2 separate regions of the Mus musculus genome follow, and region 2 is linked to region 1. A link is a loop called in an ENCODE intact Hi-C map of the cell type or tissue named here. Cell type or tissue: gastrocnemius. All regions are shown on one strand. Each heading gives the region's core, and the rest is flanking DNA. Links, peaks and the distances in the headings are about the cores only. Region 1 overlaps Npffr1 (neuropeptide FF receptor 1). Region 2 overlaps Lrrc20 (leucine rich repeat containing 20).

The links. Hi-C counts contacts between places; a loop is a spot of excess contacts. Peaks named below come from ENCODE experiments on the same cell type or tissue, not always from the same donor. Only the 100,000 strongest peaks of a DNase experiment are listed, where the experiment ranks them.
Region 2: it touches region 1 in a loop (5-fold over the local background); 30 of 42 quality-filtered maps call a loop at or near these places.

Annotation. Positions count from the first base shown.
Region 1 is chr10:61,598,947-61,605,562 of GRCm38, reverse strand. The region is part of intron 1 of Npffr1 (neuropeptide FF receptor 1); the gene reads right to left. Among named protein-coding and RNA genes, the nearest start is that of Npffr1, 7.0 kb to the right of the region's middle. In gastrocnemius, for the core only: CTCF peaks have their summits at 2,589 (motif pointing right) and 3,086 (motif pointing left); DNase peaks (open chromatin) are centred at 2,614 and 3,025.
Region 2 is chr10:61,486,813-61,493,428 of GRCm38, reverse strand. All of the region lies in intron 2 of Lrrc20 (leucine rich repeat containing 20), which reads right to left. Among named protein-coding and RNA genes, the nearest start is that of D830039M14Rik, 13 kb to the right of the region's middle. In gastrocnemius, for the core only: a CTCF peak has its summit at 3,536 (motif pointing right); no DNase peak of the experiment used is centred there; H3K27ac peaks cover 576 bases.

The DNA of each region.
Region 1 (6,616 bases), core at 1,712-4,211:
CTGCGCACAGCAGGGGCGGCGCACCAGCCAGGGAGTCTTTAGACAGAGGCAAAACTGGCCAGCGCCTTACTGAGTGCCTGGTTCCCAGACCAGCCACTCTTCTTCAGGGGGTTTATCAAGATGTTTAAAAGGAGGTCTGATGGTGTGGGGGAAAATACTACCTCGGCTGTAATAATCATAAAACAGCATAAAAACGCACTCTTTATCTCTATTCCATATAAAATGTGCTTATGCAAATTGGCCATGATTTCTTATTTGAACGACAGTCTTCGTCCATGGGGTGTGTGTGTGTGTGTGTGTGTGTGTGTATTTCCTCAGGTGACTTTGCTGTTGTTTCTTTCATTCCAACTTTTGATTTTTCACTTTATGATCTCAGGGAAATGGCAACATGGAATAAAACCCCGACGTTGCCAGTGGCTTTTGGGCACACACCGCGATCGCCCCGATTTTAAGGAGATATTCCTTCTACCCGCTGTGGGTCAGGATCTGGAGGTGGCATTTGCGAACGCTCTCTTTTAAAGCTCCTCTGATGAGTTCCTTGTGATTTCAGAGCCACTGACTTGTGCTATCTTTCCTCTTGCATGCTAAGCTTTTGTGAGCTTTTTGGGATCACCAAAGCCTTTGATGTATTTTGATGCTTTTTCTTTTCAGAGGCTTTTAGGGGCTTTCCCTTGATCTGGCGTGAAATGCTTCCTGTCCAGAAGGAAATTATGACTCTTGAATGTGTTGGCTCCTCTCTCAACAGAGCACACACTTTCAGGGGCACAGTGAGCACAAGCGGGTGGGGAACACGCTGTATCCAGGAGGAGCCAGCCCTTGCCCCTGCATGAAGCATTGGAGCGACTGTCAGTCAGAAGTGTGCACCCATCCCTAGCCAAATGCCAGCCAGTGGGAGTTCTCTTGCTTTGGATCTGACTGTGGCTCCTAGTAACCCAGCTTTGCCGTCCACCCCAATGACTGCCCAACCCCCCTCCTATAAGTTTCCAATTGGCACCAGCGTTAGTTGGCACCAGCGTCTGCTGCTTGTATCCTCAGCATCTTGGCTAATACAAGGGGACTCAGGTGGGTCATCCTGAGCCTCTGGGGGGGGGGTGTTTTCAGAGTCCAAGTTCAGTACCCCAACGATAGGGGCAGGCAGAGAGAGCATAGTAAGGTTTTGTGGTCTCTCTCTCCAAACCCCACTGCCTCTCAACAGGTCATCCACTCTTCCATGGGGACAGCGCTATTCCAAAAAGGCAGGGGTACTGATTAAGGAGCTGAGAATGTGGCCTGGAAGCTGGTAGCCCCTGATGGTCATTCATCCATTGTAAAAGGAATGGGGGACAGCAACCTGGTTTGAAAAGGAGGCTTGGGGCTATAACTTACAGCTGACTAAACAATGCTAGATGCATTTACCGTGTCTGTGTCTGTGTGTGTGTGTGTGTGTGTGTGCAGACGCGCACGCTTGCTTCCAGAAGTCAGAAGTTCCATAGCTTGCAGGTGTCAGTTCTCTCTGTCGGTTTGGGGAAATCAAACTCAGGTCATTAGGCCTCGGAGCAAAGACTTTTACCAACTGAGCCACCTCACAGGCTATACTGGATAGACTTATATCAACCTGACCCAAGCTAAAGTTATCTGAAGAAAATGCCTCCAGATAATTAGATCCAGTTTTAAGGTAATTTGTTAATTAGTGATTGATAGCAGAGGGCTCAGCCCATTGTAAGTGGTTCCATCCCTGGGCCGGTGGTCCTGAGTTCTATTGAAAAAAGCAGGCTGAGCAAGCCACAGGAAGCAAGCCTGTAAGCAGCACCCTCCATGGCCTCTGCATCAGCTCCTGTTTTGTCACAGCAATAGGGACCCTAACTAAGTCACCAGCTCAGGGTTGCTTTTGTGAAGTTTGAAGTAGCCACGCTAGCCTTGAACTCCCTATGTGGTCAAGAATGACCTTGAATTTCTAATCCTGCTGCCTCCACCTGCCCAGTTTATGGGGCTGAGGCTGACCCAGGGCTTTAAGTATGCTAAGCAGGCTATCTTCTGATTGGATTACACCCCCAGGCTTGCTTCTTTTTGTTTTGTTTTTGTTTAAGACAGGGTCTCCCTGTGGAACTCTGGCTGGCCTGGAACTACCTGTGTAGATCAGGCAGGCCTCAAGCTCACAGAGAGATGTGCCTGCCTCTTGAACACTGGCATGGAAGTCATACTACATTGTGGCTTGCTTCCTGATGGCATTTGCTGCCTACCAGGAAGCACAGAGGGCCACAGTGATGGATGCTTCGCTTGGAATTGTTCCTGAGGAAGTGAGCCTGGACTAAGGCTACTCAGGAGAGCAGTGGGGGTGGGGGTGGGGTACAGGAATCCCACCACTGCTACAGACAGAGCCAAAGCCCACCTTCTCCAGCTCTCTCCATTGTAATCTGGGTTCCTTACTTCTGGCCTCTCTAATTCCTGTCCATTTGGTAAGTGGGAGCAGGTGAGCCTTCCAAAATCCTTGGAGCAGAAAAACCTGAGCAGCTAACTGGAGTACCAAATGGACCTCCCCACCCCCCTTAATTTTAAGCCTGTAACCATTTTGCCTGCCTGTGTATCTGTGCACCATTTCGGCGCCTGGTGCCTAAAGAGGCCAGAAGAGGGCGCCAGGCCACCAACTGTTGTTACAGAAGATAGTAAGCCGAACCGCCAGTGCTCTTAACCACAGAATCTCCGTTTTAACCCCAAACAAGCCTTTTAACCTCCTAAATGCTTATTGGACCAGGCAGGCCGGTTACAATTAGATCAGTGCCTGGAGTGATCAGGCCTCACCCCCCTTCAACTGACCAAACCCTGCCATCCTGGTGCAGGGAAACAAGGTAGGGATGGTTTAGCCACACCTGTCCCAAGCCCCGTCCCTAGCTACGGCAGATGTAACCGGGTATTGTAAATGACCGGTCCTATCTCTGCATTCCCTGGCCAGTCCCAATGCCTTCCAGTCCCAATGGCCTTAAATCATGCATGTCCCCATAGCAAAGCCGTAGATCATCCTAGAGCATCTGCCCCCTCTAGAGAAGTTATAATAGAAAAGGCTTCCCCTTAGTTCCCTGGACCCACAACTTCCCAGAGCCCAGTCGCCATCTAGTGGCTGAAATGAATAAGGAGCCTGCCCCATCTGAAATGGGCTTTGCAGAATTCATCTAGTAGCTCTCTCTTGCCTGCTGCTTTCTGACTAATAACACCAGGTGTGCTCCCCCACCCCACCCTCCGCTTATCTATCTATCTATCTATCTATCTATCTATCTATCTATCTATCTATCTATCTATTTATTTATCTATTTATTATAAGACTGGGTTTCTCTGTATAACCCTGGCTGTCCTGGAACTCACTCTGTAGGCCAGGCTGGCCTTGAACTCTGAAATTTGCCTGCCTCTGCCTCCCAAGTGCTGGGATTAAAGGCATGCGCCACCACTGCCTGGTACCTTGGCTCTGTAGACCAAGCTAGTTCTGTAGACCAGGCTGGCCTTGAACTCACAGAGATCTGCCTGCCTCTGATCCTGAGTGCTGGAATTAAAGGTGGGTGCCACCATCATCTGGAAAGACTTTCAGTCCTTACTTCTGGGAACTGAATTTCTCTTATCTCCCATATTAAGCATACTCCCTCAGTCCATTGAAAGGGACTCCACACTTTAGAGAAGTAGGTGGGTGGCTCAGTGGTTAGGCACACTCACGGCTCTTCATGAGGGTCTGGGTTTGGTTCCCAGCAACCACATGTTCATTCACAACCATCAGCAACTCCAATTCCAGGGAAGCTTCTGGCTTCCGAGGGCACCAGACACACACACATGGTGCACATACATGCAGGTTATTTATTTCTTTGTTTATTTTAAGGTAAGCCAAATCCGGGCAGACTTAAAGGGGACAGAGATTGCCATCTTCCATCTTACTGTAGGTCAGGCTGAGCATGCTCTTTAGTTTCCTGTCTAGGCTCTGTGGTGACTGCTGCCTCCAGGCCAGCCTGCTCCATCTCTCAGTACCACACTGCTCACCCTCTTCTGCTTCCTAGTGTAACTTCATATAGAAGGTTGTTTCCTGCCTCTGTACTGGATACATCTTAGGGGCGGCAGCCATGGCTTATCCAGTTTCAAATGCTACCACCATCTGATGCACAGCTAAAGCAGAGGTGGAGAGTGAAGGTTGGTACCTACTTCTTTTTTTTCTTCTTTTAAAGAGGCATTTTTTATTTATTGTGTATACGTAAACTGTAGCTGTCTTCAGACACACCAGAAGAGGGCATCAGATCTCATTACAGGTGGTTGTGAGCCACCATGTGGTTGCTGGGATTTGAACTCAGGACCTCTGGAAGAACAGTCAGTGCTCTTAACCTCTGAGCCATCTCTCCAGCCCTGGTACCTACTTCTAAAAGCAATGAATTTTCCTCTATGCACTGCTTTAGCTGCCCGGCATGGCACAGGCTGTTTTCTGTTCTTTTCAGGGTTATTGGCACTTTCCAACAGGGGGAGAGGTGGTCCCATACTACCTAGGCTGCCCTTGGTCTTCCTGCATCCACATCCTAAGTGCTGGGATTACAGATGTGCATCACCTTGCCAGTTACTGTATCTGATAGTATCAAACTACCTCTGACCAGGAAAGGAGAATTCTTCTCACCTCACCGGAAAACCAAAGCTCAAAGCTAAGGAAACTTGGTTTGAGAATACACGGTGGTACAGTGATTCTGCCCCCTACTTGACCTCAGGATTCATGGTCCATCAAGTAATCTGGGGACATGTTGTGAGTTTGAGCTTCTGCTCTGGCTCAGCTATTTCCCAGTTCCTTGTCTTCTTTGAAACCATTATGCCACCTGTAAAACCCATTAGGGCTCCTTGATTAAACCAGGAGAGGGCCTTGACTTCCAATGCCTATGCACGTTTGACATCGTGAATACCAGAAGGATCGTTTAAAATATCACCCGAAGGCAGGTGTGAAGGTGTTCAGCTGTAATCTCACTGCGGAGGTGAAGGCAGGAGGATCAGGAATTCAAGTGGGTTTCCATTACAGAGTGAGTTTTAGGCCAGCTTGGGCTACATGAAACCTTGTTTCCAAACAAACAATAGAAAACCGGCCTGAAGAAGGAAGACAAAACCCGCAGAGGCAGACCCAGAGCTACTCTGGACGCAGCTAAGGAACCGTTCTTCTGCAACACTTCCTAACACCGTGTCAGCACCCGGAGCTTCAGTGTCCCTGACCCAAGTGGGTCTCTTCTCTCTAGCTTCTTAGCAGCAGCTTCTTGAGGAAAGATTTCGGTGGAGCAGGAAGGATGGCGAAGCAGTGAGCTGCAGTGTGAGTTCCCGGCACCCACTTTGGGTTGTGGGGTGGGGGCCGGGGCTGCAGCTGCAGGGGATCTGACACCCTTTCTAGGCCTGGGGGAAGGTCTGCCCTCATCTGTAGATACACCCCCACTCCACCCCCACATATGTAATTAATTAATTAATTAATTTTTTGAGACAAGGTTTCTCTGTATAGCCTTACCTGTCCTGGAATTCTGTTTAAAAAAAAAAAAAAAAAAAAAGACAGCAGAGCGTGGTGGTGCATGCCTTTAGTCCCACCAAGGCAGAGGGTTCTACGTGAGTTCAAGGCCAGCCTGGTCTACAAAAGAACTTCCAGGACAGCCAGGGGCTACCCCCCCAAAAAAAAAACCAAAAAAACAAAACAAAAAAAAACTGTCTTAAAAAAATAGAGTCTTTGATAAACTTGTACCCTGGTTGGCTGAGGAAGTGACTCAGGACCTTTAGTCTGAGTCTCTGTGCCATTTGCATTTCAAAAGAAGTGCCGCACTCTTGACGCAGTTTCTGTTGCTAATGAGAGCAGAGACTGAACTTGCGTCTTTCATGTGTGCATCTTAGAAGAACGGGTAGACACTCACCATGTCCTACTGACCACACACTCGGTTTCTGGTTCCCTCACTCAGCACTGAACAGCTGCTCAGCCAGGACCCTGTAGGCTCTCAGAGCCCGGACCTTTCTTTCTGAGTTGTTTGCTTTGGAGCCAACACACCCGGCAGAAATACATACATTCATATTCATATTCATATTCTCTCTGTGTGTTTGTCTGTCTGTCTGTGTCTCTGCCTCTAAGTGAGTCTCTCTTTACCCTCCAGCAAGACATGTCTATTTTGTATGTGTGGTGTGAATGTGTCTGTGGAGGCTAGATTTTAGCTTTGGGTATCTTTATCTACCAATTTTTCTTTTATTTTTGAGACAGAATTTCATTATGTAGCCTTGGCTTAAAAAACAAAAACAAAAACAAAACCTCTGCTTGCTCACATGTATATTTAAGAGGAAATTCAAGGTTTTTGTTCCCCCAAAACATATTGTGCATTTAGTAATCTCTTTAATGGATGTGGCGCTGTCTGACTAACAGGCACTGCTCTTTGTTATTTTCCTGAACTTTGGCTCCTGAGTTTTAACAGAGGCGCTACAAATTCCTATCTCCTAAAAGTACTGCATGAGCACAGAGTAAACCATTCGTCCTAGCCTTGCCAATGGATGTGATAGAAAACTGCCCACAGGTTTCTTAAAAAGGAAACTTAAGGTTGTTTCCAGGCTTATGGTTAGGGTCAGGGTCAGGGTCAGGGTTATGGTTATAGTTAGAATTATGTTAAGTTTCCGT
Region 2 (6,616 bases), core at 2,421-4,920, 110 kb after region 1:
ACGAAGACCAAAGTGTGGACACTTTGCCCCTTCTTAGAATTAGGAACAAAACACCCATGTAAGGAGTTACAGAGACAAAGTTTGGAGCTGAGACAAAAGGATGGACCATCTAAAGACTGCCATATCCAGGGATCCATCCCATAATTAGCCTCCAAACGATGACACCATTGCACACACTAGCAAGCGTTTGCTGAAAGGACCCAGATATAGCTGTCTCTCGTGAGACTACGCCGGGGCCTAGCAAACACAGAAGTGGATGCTCACAGTCAGCTATTGGATGGATCACAGGGCCCCCAATGGAGGAGCTAGAGAAAGTACCCAAGGAACTAAAGGGATCTGCAACCCTATAGGTGGAACAACATTATGAACTAACCAGTACCCCGGAGCTCTTGACTCTAGCTGCATATGTATCAAAAGATGGCCTAGGTTGGCCATCACTGGAAAGACATTTGGACATGCAAACTTTATATGCCCCAGTACAGGGGAACGCCAGGGCCAAAAAGTGGGAGTGGGTAGGTAGGGGAGTGGGGGGGGTATGGGGGACTTTTGGGATAGCATTGGAAATGTAAATGAGGAAAATACCTAATAAAAAATATTTTTAAAAAATTAAGTAGTTTCTGGGGCTGGAGAGATGGCTCAGCGGTTAAGAGCACTGACTGCTCTTCTGAAGGTCCTGAGTCCAATTCCCAGCAACCACATGGTAGCTTACAACCATCTGTTGTGATGAGGTCTGACGCCCTCTTCTGGGGTGTTGGGGTGTCTGAAGATAGCTACAGTGTATTTACATATAATAAATAAATAAATAAATAAATAAATCTTTAAAAGAAAAAAAAAAAAAGAAAGGAGTTTCTGCTGGGCGGAGTCTACTTGGGAGGCAGAGGAAGGAGAATCATCTCTGTGCAGTCCGAGGACAGCCTGGTCTACATAGGGAGTTCCAGGACAGCCTGGTCTACATAGTGGGATCATATCTCAAAATAAAAATAAAAATAATTATATTAAGTTTAAAAAGACGGAGGGAGGGAGGAGGAGAAGAGAGGGAGGGAAGGAAGCAAGCAACGAGTTTCCAGATCACGTGGTCCCTACAGGGGTCAGACAAGTACATATACAGGAAATGAGCTGGCCCAGGGAGGACTAAAACCCAGCAAGGGCCAGGCCGGCTGGTGACAGGGCGCCATCTGCTGGTAAGTGTAGGGAAAAGTAGCTAACAGCAGGTGAGCCTGGAAAAGGGAAGGGGAGGCCACGCCCCTTCTCTCCCTAACCTTCATCTCCCATCCTGAGGCTTGACCTCTCCCAACGCATGCTCACTTTGACCGCTTATACGCACCTGGAGGCTTCCGGGACAACCCACCTGTCCAGATCTCAGACACGCAAGGCAGCAGGGACTCTTGCACAAGCCTCTCATCCAGGTGCTGCTTGAGAGAACCTTGAACTTTCAGGGACATGGGGCCCATGAGCCCACGCATATTTGCCCAGCTCCCAGACAGTTCCAAGAGGAGGACCCGCAGAATTGGGTTTGGCTGGGGGGGGGGGGGTGCGGTAAATGATAAACTGGACTTCATCGAGATCACAAACATCTGTCTCTCAAAAGACACGGTTAGAAGGCTGAAAGACAAGTCAGAGCCCAGAAACTGAACTAGCAAAACACGTCTGGCCAGATATGATAGAGAACACATAGGACCCCAGCACTGAGGAGGCTGAGGCACCAGCAAGATGGCTCAGCAGATAAAGGCACTTGCCACCAAGCCTGATGAACTAAATTCACCCCTGGGGGAAGGAGAGAAGCTGATCTCTGACCTCGACATAATTACTCCGGCATACATGTGCCCCAACCAATAAATAAATAGAGAATAAATGTAACTTTTTTGGGGGGGATGTATCTTTCCATTTTATTTTTTTAATATTTTTTATTATTACGTATTTTCCTCAATTACATTTAGAATGCTATCCCAAAAGTCCCCCATACCCTCCCCCCTAAATGTAACTTTTAAAGAATGTATCTTTCTAGATCTGGGCAGGGTGGCACATGCCTTTAGTCCTAGCACTCAGAAGGCAGAAGCAAACAGATCTCATTGAGTTCCAGAATAGCGAGGGCTACGTAGACAGACACTACCGCAAGAGGGAAAAAAATCAAATATATCTGTATACAATACACACACACACATACCACTGACATATTTTCAAAACTTAGAGAAAACTCACTTATTTAAAATGGGTAACAGTGGAAGTTTGGAACACAGATTTCATCAGAGATGGACAGGTGGCGAAAAAGCACAAGAAAAGATTTTCAACATCATTTGTCATCAATACAGAACTGTAAATAAAGCAACAAGAGGTGTTGTCTCACCCCTGAACTGAAAACTACACTGAGTGCTAAAGAGATCTGACTTGAAAAGGGCCATTCCACAGTCAAACCACCTCACCCCTGCATAGTCAACCTCACTCACCCCTGCATAGTCAAACCTCACTCACCCCTGTGCTCACCCCTGCATAGTCAAACCTCAATCACCCCTGCATAGTCAACCTCACTCACCCCTGCATAGTCAAACCTCACTCACCCCTGTGCTCACCCCTGCATAGTCAAACCTCACTCACCCCTGCATAGTCAAACCTCACTCACCCCTGCATAGTCAAACCTCACTCACCCCTGCATACTCAAACCTCACTCACCCCTGTGCTCACCCCTGCAGTCAGACCTCACTCACCATGAGCAAGTCCAGCAACTGTTTAGGGCACTATCCCATAAAAACCTTCACATCAGCATCGATGGGCTCATTAATGATGTGGGAAACCTAGAAATCACCCACATGTCCTCCAGCCCAGATGGAGCTACATCCACACCACTAACCTTACACGGGAGAGAAAGAAGCTAGGTACAGATTCTCGCAAGCCAGGATGCATGTCACACAGGCTGCTGAGGAAAAGCAGCCCAGCTCTGCTAGGCGTGGGTTGGCCCTGCTTAGAGTCCCAGCCTTGGGTGAGACTTAAGCAGTAGGGTTGGTTGCAAGTTCAGGACCAGGCTAGACAGCCTGATGAAACTCTGTCACAAAACAAAAATTCAAAGTGCTAAGGAAGGGGGCTGGAGGGATGGCTCAGTGGCTAAGAGCCCTTGCTGGCCCTTGGCAATAGGCAAAGAAGCATCCTGATGGTCGTGGCGGTATTGTTCTTAGTCAGGGGCAGAGCAGGTGGCAGTCCTTTCTTCATGCTAGTTAAAGCCCGGCTTGGTGGCCAAAGCTGTTTTATGCCTAGGACTCATAAAAATCAAATCAAATCAAATCCAGGTAGTTGAGTGCCAGAGGAGGAAGACAGACAGGACCTGTGTTCTGCCATGCCACCAAGTTCTGCAGGGACACACACAGACCTGTTCTCTGCTCCATAGCACAAGCAGGACACAGACACACAGACCCCCACCTACTACGTCCATGCAGTGCAGCACAGGAGGAGGAAGACAGACAGACAAGACACCTGTGGTCTGCCATGCCACCCACAGACCTGCCCTCCAGAGTACTGCACAGGTGGGCCATAGACACAAGCTTGCCACAGGATGTCACCCAAGGGCCTGCCAGGCTGCAAAGGGAGCCAGTACATGTGTGAGGATGTGGCAGACAGGATGGGAGAGAAAGAGAAGTGGTGCAGTTTGAGCATTATGAAGAGAGAGTACTGGAGACTCAAGGGTAGAGGATTAGCCTGTTTTGAGCCCTGCCACCTGAGGCCATGGTGAGGTCCCAGCCTGAGCTGCTGATGAGTACCAGGTCTGGTCACTGGCCATGCTGCAGCAGGGGTTGGTGTCAATGCCCATGGCTTATATTACCACTAGAGAACAGAGACACTAGAGACATCTCTGGTTGGGGGCAGCTGCCAAGGGACCATGTGGATGTCCAGGGGCTCTGCAGAATAGGTTGCACTCCTCACTGGCTGCAGCGCTCTGGAGAGCCAGCCCCACCTTTTATCGGCTGCAGCTCTCAGGAGAGCAGTCCCTGCACCCAACTGGCCCTGGTGGCGGGGTTGTGGTTGAGCCAACCCCAAAAGTGTGAGTAAGAGAGAGAAAAAAAGCTGGTCCTGCCATAGCTTTACCATGAGGTAGCGTGGGGTCAAGGGGGGTGACGGTGCCCTCTCATCCTTCCCTCTCGCTACCCGAGGTAGTCGAGAGAGCTGGCTCAGCCCCTCACAATCTGCAGCACTTGGGAGACTGGGTCCTACGCCTTGACTGGACAGCACAGTGGAACAGGCTCTGGAGATGTGGTTGCCCATGAGCCAACCCCAAGGGTGTGAGAGCTACCCCACCTCCTGCCCATGGCAACATTGGGTGGGCTAGCCTGAGCAGTGTTAGGTGCTCACCCTGGTGGTATGAATAAGGGAGAGCCGGTGCTGATCAGCTCAGCTGCTACTTAGGCCCAGATGTTGGGCTCTGAGTTGGCCCCATCCTAAAATCTGTATCATCTTTGAATGGCTGGGATGCGTGCATGGGCCAATCCTGATCCAAAGCTTTGCGATCTCCATGACACAGGGCAACAGAATAACTGGAGGGAGACCAGGCAAGGATCCAATGATGATGGTGACACTGAACCCAGATATCTTAGATCAGACTAATGACTCATTACAATTGACATTTGCACATTTGCAAGTGAAAATGTGTGGACAGAGCAGGTACTGTGGGACACACTGTGACACACTACAGCGTCCATGGAGATGTTTACTATGCTTTGCTTTGCTTTGTTTGTCTGTGTGTTATTTATTTGGGGGGGGGGGTGCCGGGGAGGAAGGTTACAAGGGCAAAAGGCAAACCTGAAGGGACGGGGAGGTGAGCAGGACTGGACTGCCTGATGTGAAACTCAAAAAAAAAAAAAAAAAATCAATAAAAAGGTTTGTTTTTGTTTTTTTTTTTAAAGAGCACCTGCTGCTCTTTCAGAAAATAATTGTCTAAAACTCCAGCTCTAGAGGACCCAATGCTCTCTTCTGGCTTTTGAGGGCATCTGCATTTGTGTGCACACACAAGTACACATAATTAAAACTATAAGCCAAATATGGTGGTGCACTTTGGGAGGCAGAGACAGAAGGCAAGAGGATCTCTGAAAGTTCAAGGTGTCAGCCTGATTTATGGAGCAAGTTCCAGGCTAGTTAGGACTACATAGTGAGGGGCTGAAGAGATAGCTCAGTGGTTAAGAGCATAAATCTGGGCTGGTGAGATGGCTCAGCGGGTAAGAGCACTGACTGCTCTTCCGAAGGTCCTGAGTTCAAATCCTAGCAATCATATGGTGGTTCACAACCACCCGTAATGAGACTTGACGCCCTCTTCTGGTGCATCTGAAGACAGCAACAGTATACTTATTTATAATAAATAAATCTTTGGGCCTGAACGAGTGGCCAACAGAAGCAAATGGGTCAACTGGAGTGAGCAGTTCAATTCCCGACAACCACAGGAAGGCTCATAACCATCTGTACAGCTACAGTGTACTCACATACATTCAATAAATAAATAAATATTTTTTAAAAAGCATAAGTCTGTTCTTCCAGAGGTCCTGAGTTCAAGCCACAGCAACCAATTGATGGCTCACTAACATCTGTAATGCGATCTGGCACCCTTTTCTGGGATGCAGGTGTACACGCAGATAGAGCACTTGTACACAGAATTTTGTTTTATTTTGTTTTGTTTTTCGAGACAGGGTTTCTTTGTATAGCCCTGACTGTCCTGGAACTCACTTTGTAGACCAGGCTGGCCTCAAACTCAGAAATCCGCCTGCCTCTGCCTCCTGAGGGCTGGGATCAAAGGTGTGTGCCACCATGCCCGACCTCACAGAATTTTTAAAAAATAAAGATGATTTATTATTATTATTATTATTATTATTATTATTATTATTATTATTATATCTAAGTACACTGTAGCTGTCTTCAGATGCTCCAGAAGAGGGCGTCAGATTTCATTACGGATGGCTGGGAGCCACCATGTGGTTGCTGGTATTTGAACTCAGGACCTTCAGAAGAGCAGTCGGTGCTCTTAACCCCTGAGCCATCTCTCCAGCCCAGAATTTTTTTAAAAAAAGACTACATAGTGATTCCTTGCAAAGGAATGAAAGCAAAGGAAAAGGTGGGCTCATGGTGGTGTTTCTGAGACATAGGAGACAGGCTAGGGCAGACTCCAGCTACTCAGCTCTTGCCCCCTCACAGGGCGCAGGGTGTTTACCATGTGAGGCTCTGAAGCACACAGGGCTGGATGAGCTGTAGTTTGACCTCCACTCACCCGGATCAACAGCGAGTCACCCACACACTATGCCTAGCTCCAGGTCTGTAAAATCCCCACAGCGTGATGTGATGCATGCTTGGATTGCCGGTGTTTGAAGGGCTGAGGGAGGAAGGTCACCAGAAGCTCAGGGCCAGTGTGGGCCATCCAGTGAGGTCAGAGCTAGCCTAGGCTACAGAATGAGCTTGGGGGTCAGTGTGTTTGATGTCGTAAGTCTAGGTTACATGGTGACACCCTGGCACAAAATTTAAAAAATTAAAAAAAAAAAAAAGCAAAAAGCAGTCTCACAAAGGGAACAGACTGCCCTTTAAAAACACTCAAGTCTGTTTTGTCATCTTTACAACAGGATTTTAACATCACACAGTTCTCAAGGCAGTTAAA